2 separate regions of the Mus musculus genome follow, and region 2 is linked to region 1. Evidence: chromatin contacts called from ENCODE Hi-C or POLR2A ChIA-PET data. All regions are on one chromosome and are shown on one strand. The core of a region is the stretch at or near the end of the contact, and the rest is flanking DNA. Distances in the headings are between cores, read along the strand shown. Region 1 has its middle 30 kb from the start of Gm46787. Region 2 holds the start of E130018N17Rik (RIKEN cDNA E130018N17 gene).

Evidence for each region. Hi-C counts contacts between places; a loop is a spot of excess contacts on that map. ChIA-PET counts read pairs that join two places held with the same protein, here RNA polymerase II (POLR2A).
Region 2: a loop to region 1 is called in a map of v-Abl transformed pro-B cells, with 2.1 times the contacts of the local background. The contact joins the promoter of E130018N17Rik here to the enhancer-like site in region 1. A Hi-C loop is called at or near these places in 1 of 37 maps with a recorded cell type or tissue (v-Abl transformed pro-B cells). POLR2A ChIA-PET finds 5 or more read pairs at or near these places in 5 of 5 experiments (Patski and embryonic stem cell).

Annotation. Positions count from the first base shown.
Region 1 is chr2:168,112,243-168,118,062 of GRCm38, forward strand. No RefSeq gene overlaps it. Among named protein-coding and RNA genes, the nearest start is that of Gm46787, 30 kb to the right of the region's middle. Within about 2 kb of position 2,814, at least 1 of the 3 ENCODE cell types and tissues checked has a DNase peak (open chromatin) inside an H3K27ac peak, as active enhancers do.
Region 2 is chr2:168,151,228-168,157,251 of GRCm38, forward strand. It overlaps E130018N17Rik (RIKEN cDNA E130018N17 gene), which reads right to left and starts at 3,286. Exons shown (of 2, transcript NR_040327.1): 1 at 3,127-3,286; 2 at 1,376-2,524.

The DNA of each region.
Region 1 (5,820 bases), core at 1,564-4,063:
TGTAATCCTTCCCTAGAGAGCCCACATTGAACCTCTCCCATCATCTTCAGGGAATCTGTTTCTGCAGCCTCAGCAACAGCCCCTAGCCCAGCGAAGGTCCCAACGCATGCGTGCTTGCTAACCAAGACCCTGCCTGGCAGGTTCACCCGTTACATTGTGACCTGACCAACTCTGCCCTGTCTTGAAAACACCAGCTTGTTCATCCCACTCCCAGCAGGTGAGGCTTTCTGTCTGCCAGACACTCTTGGATGCCATTTATGGGGTGAGCACACGGCACCCCTTCGAAAACTGGTAAGCCACACTGCAGCACTAACTAATGAGGGAAATAAGGCACAGAGAGGTTAGTCAACTCTACCAAGGTCACGTAGGGTAGCTGCGCACCCGGTATGTGAACCTACATAGGTTGAGACTACCTGCTGTGTGGTGACCACCAGAAATAGTTCCCTCCAAAGCTCCCTGCCACGATCAAGAGGAGCTAACTAGGCAGGGTAGTACGTACCATCAGTCCCAATACCGTCAGTCCCAATGCTCAGACAGAGTGACTTAGAGAAACCATGCCTTAAAAACAAAAACAACAGCAAGTGGAGAGAGAGAGAGAGAGAGAGAGAGACCCGGAGCCTGAAGACAGTTGATTTGATGTCAGCTCCTTTTTAAAAGGATAGGAAGAAGCCGGGCGTGGTGGCGCACGCCTTTAATCCCAGCACTCGGGAGGCAGGCAGATTTCTGAGTTCTAGGCCAGCCTAGTCTACAAAGTGAGTTCCAGGACAGCCAAGGCTATACAGAGAAACCCTGTCTCGAAAAACAGAAGAAGAAGAAGAAGAAGAAGAAGAAGAGGAGGAGGAGGAGGAGGAGGAGGGAGGGGGAGGGGGAGGGAGGAGTGGGAGTGGGAGGGGGAGGATGTATTTTGGGTGTGCACATCATGCCACAGCACTAGCGTAGAGGTCAGAGGTCACCTTGCAGGGACCATTTCTCTTGAACTGTGGGTAAGCAGTTCAAGTCCTCAGAGTACCCTATGAGGTCTCACCAGCCTTGATCTCGGGTCTTCCTGGGGCCTCACTGAGCTCAACACAGGAGAGCTATTCATGTTTTGTTCAGAAAAACTATCCATGTGGTATGGGCACGTGCCGGCTCACCCTGTGACCGGCACCCGGTGAGCATGTGTGATAGCCATCAAGGGCCCGGCTGTGTGAATTTGCCTGGAGAGAAACGAATAAATTCCTGTTCACTCCAGACAGGGCACCACCGTCAGCCAGCCAGAGCCGCCATTCTGCCTATGTCCAGCTTAGGCAATGAGTTTACTAGGGTTTCAAGTAGGCACCTAGGCACCCCCAAACCAGCTGCTGAGTCACTAAACTGCCTCAGCCTGGTATGTGGGATACTTTTCTGTTGCTGTGGTAAAACACCATGACCAAAGCCACTTAAGGAAGAGGGAAGGGTTTGCCTTTCTTCCAGAGGGTGGGTCGCAGTGGCCATAGGAGGCCAGAGCTTAGAGATCGAGTCTCAACTGCACACAGGAAACAGGAAGAGCAAACTGGAAGCGGGGTGAGACTGTACCCCTCAAAATCCACGCCAACTGATAAACTTCCTCCAGCAGGGCTGTGCCTCCTAAAGGTTCCATAGCTCCCACCACAGTGCCACCAACTGGAGAACAAAGTGTTCATGAGCCTGTGGGGGAGGGGACCCTTTGGTGATGTCGTCCCTCCTCCCTGTGGCTGCATGGAGCCCTTGCAGTTAACTGCCCATCCTCTATATGATCTTTTCTTTTCTTGTTTCCTTTTCTTTCCCCAAACAAGGTTTCTCTATATACTCCTGACTATCCTGGACTTGCTTTGTAGACAAGGCTAGCCCCAAACTTACAGAAATCCACCTGCCTCTGCCCCCTGAGTGCTGGGTTTAAATGTGTGTGCCACCATTCCTGGCTTCTACACACTCTCACTGATTAGCTATGAAGATGACCACAATGCTCAATCTCTCCAGGCCTGTTTCCACCTCCATTCAATGGAGACATTGCAGGGCTGATGTTCACGCTGGTGTGATGGGAACCCAGCAATCTGGGAATAGTGCCCGGCACACAGTGACACACACTTGGGCCACCAACGTGATGACACTTGCAGAGCCTAGAAGTGCCACAGCTGAGCAAGCCCAGAACCTGGCACAAGGGACTAACTCCAGTGTCATCCAAAACTCAAAGCTAAGGCCACATCCCACAGCAACTAACTCACAGTGTCAGGATTCCACCTGAACAAGGTCTGTAGCCAACAATTCCTGGGAATTACATGATGGAAGGAGAGAATGGACACCCTCCCCACACAAAAATGTCCTGATTTTCACACGTGTACGTACACACACACACTCCTCCCCTCCCCCAACAATACGTAAATCCAATGAAAGTTTAAATACACACATAAAAAAAGAATTTTCACTGTGTTCACAATTTGTGTGTTTCTCCTCTCTTTGAAATAGGATCATATATGTATCAAGGCCTCAAACTTGATATGTACCCTAGAACGTCCTTGAATCTCCGATTCTCCTGCCTCCACCTAAACCGGGGGCATAACTGTCCTGCACCACCGCAGGCAGGGCTTAGGCCTGGATGCTGAAAGGCAGATCGACCACTGTGTGCCATGAGGTGAAGCCCAAAGATGCGGGAATGGAAGGACGTGACCTGGGGCCCAGCTCAGGGTTCCCGGGAGTCTCCACGCTGGGCAGAGGCTGGGCAGGCACCCCCAACTCCCCCCTACACACACCCCACTTATCACCACCCCACCCCCACTCCCATCTCCAGGCCTTGCTGGGGCCCCGCCCCCACCCACAGAGACCTAGTCTAAAACCGGCTGCAGTTCTAAGACAGCTTGGGCGCCAGAGGGAGCTCCAAGGGACTGGACTGGCTTCTTCCCGCAGCTGGTTCAAACTGGTTTGGGCAGGGTGCGGCCTCTGCAGGCTGCATTCCAGGCCTCTGGCTAGCAGCGCATTCCAGGCCTTTCCAGGACCACTTGGGGTAGAACCTGGGGACCATAGCCTTGAGTCCTCTAAGAGGCTAGACCCTGTGCGAATTCAGCTCTTTGTTTAAAATCTTTCCTGCGGCCTTGGGCAGGGTCCTTGGCTTAGGACCTTCACCAGGTGAAGCCCTGAGTGGGGGTGTGTCAAAACCAATTAGTGACTGACTTGGTAGAAAAAGGGCAGGACAGCTCCCCATTTCTCCTGGGTCCCCAGTTCAAAAAGTGGGTTGGGACACGGGATTCCAGAAACACAGTGATTTCTGGCTTCCCAGATCCTTTAGAGTGTGACAACTTCTCCAGAAATTGACAATTTCCCTAAGCCTAGCCCGGGCTAACTTCAAACATACAGGTACCAGGGAATCACCTCAAACCTTGATCCTCCCGCCTCTCCCTCCCAAAAGTACTCTTAAAGTTTGGTTATAACGAACTTCAAAGAAACTGGCCTTCCAGATATCCAAACCTTTAGTGCACTCTCCCCAACTTCCTCTCTCACCCCCAAATTACCACCTTGCTGAATGAAACTTCAATCCAGTTCCCGCCTTTCCTAGGCCTCATGGCCAGGCTACAGCTGAACCAACGCAGTATAGGCAGCGCCTGGTGACCATGGGACACCCTGCCAAGCCTCAGCCCTCGCTCACCTCCCCTAGCCTTTCTTCTGGTTGTCCACCCAGTGGCTTTTGCCACTCAGTGCTGCTGGCCAACCAAGGCCAGCCTGGGCTCTTCCAGCAGTTCCCAGCCCTGGCAGGCTTGCTAGAGGGGGGTGGGGGTGGGGGTGACTCGTGAAAGAACTCAGAACTAGACATGTCATAGCTATGATGGATGAATGGATGGATGGATGGATGGCCATGTGTGGTCTCAGTGGATTCCCTTTCTAAGTGCCTGGTACCCAAGGCACTGCCAAGAATTTCCCAGAAGATGCTGGGCAGAGAGCTGGAGAGTCTGGATGGATGTGGAAAATCAGTCACACTTCCAGAAGTGGGGAGCCAGCAGCCCCAGGGCACGCAAAAGCCAGATGGAGCCAGTTTAGATTGCTCTGGAGGGTTGTCAGATAGAAGATGAACTCACACACACAGCAGGGAAGGATCAGGGTGGTGGGTATTTATTTCCAACCCTAAGACCAGCCCGTTTAAAAATAAACATAATATTTTAAAAGGCATCAGCTAGAAATTCAAAACTAGACTATGGTCTGGTCCTCTCCCCTTTGAGCTTCCCCGTTTGTATTGGAAGGAGGGCCTCCTCCTTGGCCCAGGCACTGCAGAATTTGGGTGAGCCTCCCAGCCTGGGTGTGTCAAATTTATCACCTATTCATTCATATTCATTCTCTCTCTCTCTCTCTCTCTCTCTCTCTCCCTTTGCCCCCCCCCGCACCCCCTGTCTTTCTTTTTGGGAGCCACTAAGTCTAGCCCACTCACTTCACCAGAGTCCCAGAATCCCATCTTTGCCCCACCCTGCCCGTCCCCACAGCTTTCCCAAATATGTTATATTTTTATGTGTGTCACGTTTACTAATTAGTGTGTGTGTACATGTGTGTAGGCCACATGTGCCAGCACAGGTGTATAGAGCTCAGAGGACAACCTCAAGGAGTCAGTTCTCTGCGTCCACTCAAGGGTCATGGGGGGTCTATTTCAGGTCCTCAGACTCGACCTGCAACACCTTTCCTCTCTGAGCCATTTTATTTTGTAGGATGGGGTTGGAGCTTATTTTAAAAGCTGTGAAGACGGACACGCGCGCACACACACACACAAATAACTGTAAAACAAATAAAAATCTGACTTGGAGAGGAAGAGATGAGCTACCTACCCCTCCTCAAGGCTTTCCAAGATCTCCTGTAGCCCAGGGTGGTGTCGAACCTAACCCACTATGTAACTAAGGATAACGACTCTTGATCCTCCTGCTTCTATCTGGGAAGTGCTGTGAGGCACAGCACCCGGTCTGATTAAAAACCTCCCTGTGGGTTTTTAACCTGCAGCCAGAGCTGGTTTACAGCCGCTCTCCTAGGCTGTTGGGGATGCAACGCGAGAGCGCAGCACCCGAGCTTCCCGCGTTGTGGCCGCTGCAGAGCGCGGTGCTGCCACTGGGCGGCGCTGCTCGCTCGGCCGGCGGCCGGCCCAGCGACCGCACCTGCTCCGCCTCCGCCAGGCCGACCTCCGGGCTATGGCACCAGGTCAGGGCAGGGCATCCTTCTGGACGCCGATCAGCTTGAGCCGGTGAGCACTGGGGCACGCGAGTTCGCGCTCTCCCTGACTCCGGAGTCTGAGGCGGAGGTAAGGGCGGTGGGTGCGGAGGGGCAGCGCGGTCTCCAGCTTGGGGATCGTGGCCCTGAACCCGGAGAGACTTCGACTTCACCGCGCCATCAACGGGGGCGGGGACAGGAGGTCGCCTTTCCGGATCCCTGCCCTCCTGGGGCTATCCAGAGATGCTTCTGCCCCAGTGGTAGCCAACCAAGGCCCATCCCCTCCTGGGTCCACCACACCTCCACCCAAGTCCCGTCCCCACCCGGGGCCCATATTCCCCCTCCCAACCCGTTCCCATTCCCACCCATCTCCCTTGGTCTCATACTCACCCTGGTCCCACCCCTACCCAGGGCCGGTATCCCCTTCCCCAGTCTTATCTCCACCCAGATCCCATCCCCACCTGGGACCTCTGGCCATCCCTACTTGGAGCCCAATCTTATCTGGGACCCACCCCACAAGAGTCTCATCTCCATGCAGGGACCCCAGCGTCCCCAGGTTTCCAGTGCACAGGGCTGAGAACGCCCAGAGCTACCACCCTGTGCCACGTAGGGCCATAGAGGGGCCCTGGAGACGCCACCTTGGCGCAT
Region 2 (6,024 bases), core at 2,036-4,535, 39 kb after region 1:
ATGAGCGGCTGTTTGCTTAGCTGTAGACCCTATGACTACTTGCCCAGGGATGGCGTCACCCCAAGTGAGCTGGGCCCTCCCACGTTAATCACCAATCAAGAAGATGTCCCACAGTTTTGCCTATAGGCTGATGTAATGGAGTTAGTTTCTCAGTTGTGGCTCCCTCTTCTAGGATGACCCTACCCTGTGTCAAGACATAGGGTTTGATTTCCAGCACCAACATGGTGGTTCACAACTACCCCTAACTCAAGTTCCAGGAGATCTGATGCCCTCCTCTGACCTCCACGGCACCAGGCATACAGGGGATACACATATATGCACACAGGGAAAACACACAATAAGATAGAATAAAGAAATGTAAATTTTGCCGGGCAGTAATGGTGCACGCCTTTAATCCCAGCACTTGGGAGGCAGAGACAGGCAGATTTCTAAGTTCGAGGCCAGCCTGGTCTACAAAGTGAGTTCCAGGACAGCCAGGGCTGCACAGAGAAACCCTGCCTGTCTCAAAAAACTAAAAAAAAAAAAAAAAAAAAAAAGGTAAATTTTGTATTACATTTATTTGTGTGTGTGTGTATGTATGAGTGTGAGTATATATGTGTATGTGTGTGGGAGGGGTACATGTGTTCCACAGTGCATGTGGTGTTCAGAGGACAATCTCTCTTCTGCCTGAGGTTGAATGGGCCTCCAAGCATAGAGTTAGAGACATCAAAGATCTGAAAGGCCAGCTCTGGGCAGGAGACAGGGTGACCCAAGACAGACTCAGCCCTCAGCCCTTAGTTGTGGGTGACAAGCCATGACAGTGGCAGGGGACAAAGCCAGGCTCATTCTGATTCTCATCTTACTAGTCCCTCTCTCAAGATATGTGCTGTGTGTATTCCGCTTGAAATGGAGGTACAGAGAGGTTAAGTAACTGGCCCAAGGTCACACAGCTGGGCTCTGGGAACCCTGTTCTTAGTCTATGGTACCTTGGAAACTTAGGTCTGGGAGGATACAGGGAATAAACAGATTCTAAGACGACGATTCAGTGGTAGTTCTGTCTGCAGGGATCCAATCTGGTTTTAGGGCACTAGGGGCGGCTTGTGGGAAAGGTGGGGGACACAGAATGGGATGGTAAATCAGAGGTCGGGGTTACGCTTAGCCTGTCTGTGCAAAGGCGTGCAGGTGCAGCTGAGCACAGAGCTTGCGAGGTGGCAGGAGGTGAATGTTGGTGGGGGAGCCAAGTGAGTAGGGCCAGAGTCACAGGGAGTTTAGTATTAATCTAAGGACAGTGGGGTGCCTTAGAGGGTTTTATAGCAGGGTTACCGGGCTTGGGGCCACAGCCTGCCAGGTTTGGGACACCAGACCTCAATAAGCCAAATAAAGTAGCTAATGTATAGTGAATAGCAAAAAAGGAACTTTACTTAGTGTGGCTGCAACAGAAGGATACCCAGAGATCCAGGGAGTTCCCAAATCCTTAGGGATCCTGACCGAGGGTGGGGCTTAAATAATAAGAGATTTGCATAACTCCTTAGTCAAGGCCTGACCCTGTCTGTTACCTCCTCAGTTCAGTTCCAAGGTCATGGGATTAGTTGTTAATCTTCTGGGTGACCAGTTCCCCTCAGGTTGTCCCCAAGGCTCCAGGCATTTATTCTCTCACCAGGAGAATACTGGGGAACTTTTCATTTCTTGGGGTCCATTTTTTTCCACTAGACTGAAAGCTAAAGAGAGGGTCATGAGTGTCTCTTTAGAATGTGTCCCCTCCTGCCAGACAGGCTGGGTATGGCAGAAGTAGAGACTTCTTCAGTGTTGGTGGCAACATTCAGAGACTTACCTGGGAGCTGAGGAGGGCACCTGGGTGCACCCCACCCCCCAAAGGAGGCTTTTGCTCCTAGGATTGTTCTTCAGTTGAAAATATTTCATGCTGAGCTCTGGGCTCCTTGAAAGCCCCACTTCAGGAGTTTGGGCCCCTTGTCCAATCAAAGGAGAGAAAAGAAACCCAGCCTTAGGTCAGTGGAGCAGGGCTCTGGGGAACGGAGCCTGAGGAGCAGGCCAGAGCTTAAGCCGCACACAAGAGCATCCCACCTGAAGACTGTTCCAGTCCGTGTGAAGGGAGCTTTGAGCCAGGCCTGTGCCCCCTCAGGTCTGCAGGAGACCATAGCTGATGTCTGCAGCCAACCTGGGTCTGCCCTCAGCGCCATGTGCCCAGAGGCTCAGTAGCTCACTAATTTGTTGTTAACCACTGTTTGTTTCCTGCCAAGCCAAAACATCTTGTTCATGAGGTTTTACCTTGATGAATTTTCTCCATGAGAGGTACTTTCCAGTGAAGGAAGGATCCAGGACTCAGGGCAGAGGCTGTCCATGCAGCAGGCAGTCTGGCTATGGTGGCCTAGACTGGCTTTTCACCTTAATCCAGCAGGGCTAGAAGAGACCAGGAGGCCAGGTGGTCCCAGGAAAACTAGTCAGGGGCCCTGGTGGCAGAAGGGACACTTTGCCCACAGCAGAGCAGGCATGAGACGGAACTGCAGGGAGACGGGAACAGATTCTCCTGTTTGGGAAAAAGCTGGACGTCAGACATTTTTTTATTTTTGAAACAAGGTCTTGCTTTGCAGCCCTGGCTGGCCCAGAACTTGGCATGTAGACCAGGCTGCATGTTGGCCCCGCAGCAAGGCTTAGCCTGGGTATACTGGTACACTCCTGTAATCCCAGCATTTGGGAGGAAGAGGCAGGAAGATCAGAAGTTTCAGGTCAGCCTCAGATTAGCTAGAGATGACCTTTAACTCCTAATCCTCCTGCCCCTGGCTCTGCCCCTTCAGAGGCCTCTGAGATCAGATGCATAGAATGAGGGACATCTGTCCATCAGGTTGTACTAGCTCCAGCCCAGACTTCCCAGCTCTTAGCTTTGGCCCCTGATTCTGACGTCTTATAAAAACTCCAGAGACAGGTGACTCCACTTTACAAGGAAGGAGCTCTAGGCTCAAAGACCTCACAGTGTCCCTCTCCCTGCCTGTGTTCTGTCTGGGTGGACCATAGCCTCTGTCCTACCCATGGTGACACGTGGGCGAAAGGATCTGACCCCAGCTATGAAGTCCCAGAGGGACCCTGGGTAGGATCCCTCGGCTACCATCTACCCAGTTACATTTCCAGTACCTGCAGAGGGCACGTGCTCTTCCTCAAGGTTGTGCACCCAGTAGGTGCTCAATACATTCCAGAGATATCTGACCTTCCAGCTCTGTTTGGCTCTCTGTCTGACAGCAGAGAGCTGACAGAGAAGAAATGGCGGCTGTAGGGAATGCTGCCCTGCCCTGGCTGGCCTGTAGGGGTCGTCCTTGGGTGCTAGGCTTGGAGTCCCTCCCTTCCCCACCCCCAGCCAGCAGGAGAGAGGCTTAGCTGGGCCTCCTCCCCCAGCGGGGGGCCCCAGGAGGGCCATGGGGAGGAGCCTGCCTGGCTGGAGCTGGGAGGGCTCTTGCTGAAACACAAAGCAGCCAGGGGAGGTTCCAGGCGCCTGCTGGCAGCTCTGAACCGGCTTCTTTCTCTTCCTGCCTTCAGCAGTCCTGGTGGTAAAAACGCCGCATGACAGATGGCTAATACCGAAGCAAAGATGGAGGCCGAGTCCCACACCTCCCCAGCACCCAGCCTCCTACACAATCATGCTTTTGTGTGTGTGTGTGTGTGTGTGTGTACACGCTCATGCCAAGGCAGCAAGCATACCTGTAGTGGTCAGAGTACAAGAGGTCAAATTGTTTCTGGGTTTTTGTTTTGTTTTGTTTGTTTGTTTGGTTGGTTGGTTTTTTGGAGAATCTTGTGTAAGACCAACTGGGTTGGAACTCTTGTTTTGTAGACCAGGGTGGTCACTTGCCTCTTCTTGCCAAATTTTGGTATTAAAGGTAAGCACCACCCTGTCTGGCTTAGAGAGCAGTTTATGGGCATTGGATCTTTCCACCATGTGAGTCCCTAGGATGGTGGAACCATTTGTCAGGCTTAGCAGCAAGCACCTGTACTCACTGAGCCATCTCATTGGCCCTGACCTGTGTTTTCAGATGGTTGTGTTCATGTTAAAGCTTTGGGGAGAGTCAGTTGGATTCTCATTATGACCGTGAGACGTTTTTATTTGGTGGTGGTGGGGTGTTTGTGTAGGCATAATGAGAAGCACCCCAACTTATTTGGTGGGGACACACTCAAAATTTCCTTTTCGCAAATCTGTGTCGTCCTCTGATGTCTGGGGCTTGTATGGTGACATGATTAATGGAACCTGCCTCTACTCCTGGGATCCCAAGAGCATCCAACCCAGGAGTGACAACCTGGAAGCTGTCCAACACAGCCAGATGCCCCTTGAAGGCCCGATGTCTGTCCTGGGTTATCAGATGGAAGATGGCTGTGGATAGTGGCCCAAGGCCAAGGGGTCCACCCTGTCTCCTCTGAGCTATCTGTGGTAATTTCCAGAAGGAACCCTGAGCTTCAAGCTCAGTAGGTAACGGCCTTGCCTAAGGAGCCTGAGCACCTGAGCTCTGTCCCTTGACCCCGAATTTCAAAAGCAGGGTGTGCAACCAAGTATGACCTTGTACGAGGCAAGTAAAACAGGGGGTTCAGGAGCTTAAAGTCACCCTCAGTGACATAGCAATCTCAAGACCAGCCTGGCACATAGGAGCCTCTTGTCTAAAAATTAAACCAGTTGGTAGTGATGGCACTATTGTAATCCCGGAACTGCGGAGAGGAGACGGGCAGACCCAGGACTCACTGGCTGGCCAGCCTAGCCTGATGGGTAAACTCCAGGGCAGGGACAAGAGTCTTCTCAAAACATAGGCTCAGCTGTGAGACTGTAGGCCTGATACCCCGACACCCCAATACCAGGAGGGAAAGGAAGGCAGGAGGTCAGTTGTAACTACACAGAGAGAGTTCAGGGTCAGCCTGGGCTCTGTGAGACCCTGTATCAACACAACAGAAAACCAAAAACCGGGCTGGCAAGACGGTTCAGCCAGTAAGAGGCACTTGCCACCAAGCCTAGGACACTACATGATTCCCCAAAGCACACTGAATGAAGAGAAGAAATAAAAAAGGAAAAGAGCAAGACTCGTCTCAGGTTTTGGCAGCAGATGAATGAAATGGATGCAGTAAAGAACCCAAAGTAGTCGCTCAAGCTTAAAGAAAAACATTTATTCCAGACGAAGAAGTTTCTCTCTCTCTCTCCAGCAGAGAAGCAACTGCGTGTACACGGTGGTGGTGGCGATGGCGGCGGCGGTGGTGGCGGCGGCAGCGGCGGGTGTTTCCAGGGTTTTAAGGAGAACCTGGGAGGAGGGAACTTGTAATCTGGGATGGAGGACTTTGAAGTGTATAACAGGGATTTGTTGCGTGGAGATTGAAGGAGCCTAGAAGTGGGTCAGCACAGGCCTTGATATGCTAATTGAACCACAGGTATATGTTAATGCAGGACCTGAAGTCCCTTTGGTCTGAGACAAGGACAATGCTTCCTTTTAGCGGGCAGAAGCTTTTCCGTCCAAGTTCCAAGTATGTTTATATACTTTCCAAATGTTCTTTTGTTGTTGTTGTTGTTGTTTTTTTTTTTTTTAAAGATTTATTTATTTATTATATATAAGTACACTGTAGCTGTCTTCAGACACTCCAGAAGAAGGCATCAGATCTTGTTACAGATGGTTGTGAGCCACCATGTGGTTGCTGGGATTTGAACTCTGGACCTTTGGAAGAGCAGTCGGGTGCTCTTACCCACTGAGCCATCTCACCAGCCCTGTTGTTGTTTTTTGAGACAGGGTTTCTCTGTGTCAACACTCAGGATGCAGAGGCGGGGGGTTGGGGGGGGGTGTCTTTATGCGTTTGAAGCTAGCCTGAGCTACATGTGGTGGATGGCAGCTGGCAAGTGATTCTTGTGAGAAGTATCACATATGAATCTTTTCTATCCGTGTCTAAGGCACAGAATTAAAACCTTTGTCTCGGGCTGAAGAGATGGCTCAGCAGTTAAGAGCACTGGCTGCTCTTCCAGAGGACCCGGGTTCAATTCCCAGCACCCACACGGCAGCTCACACCTGTCTGTGA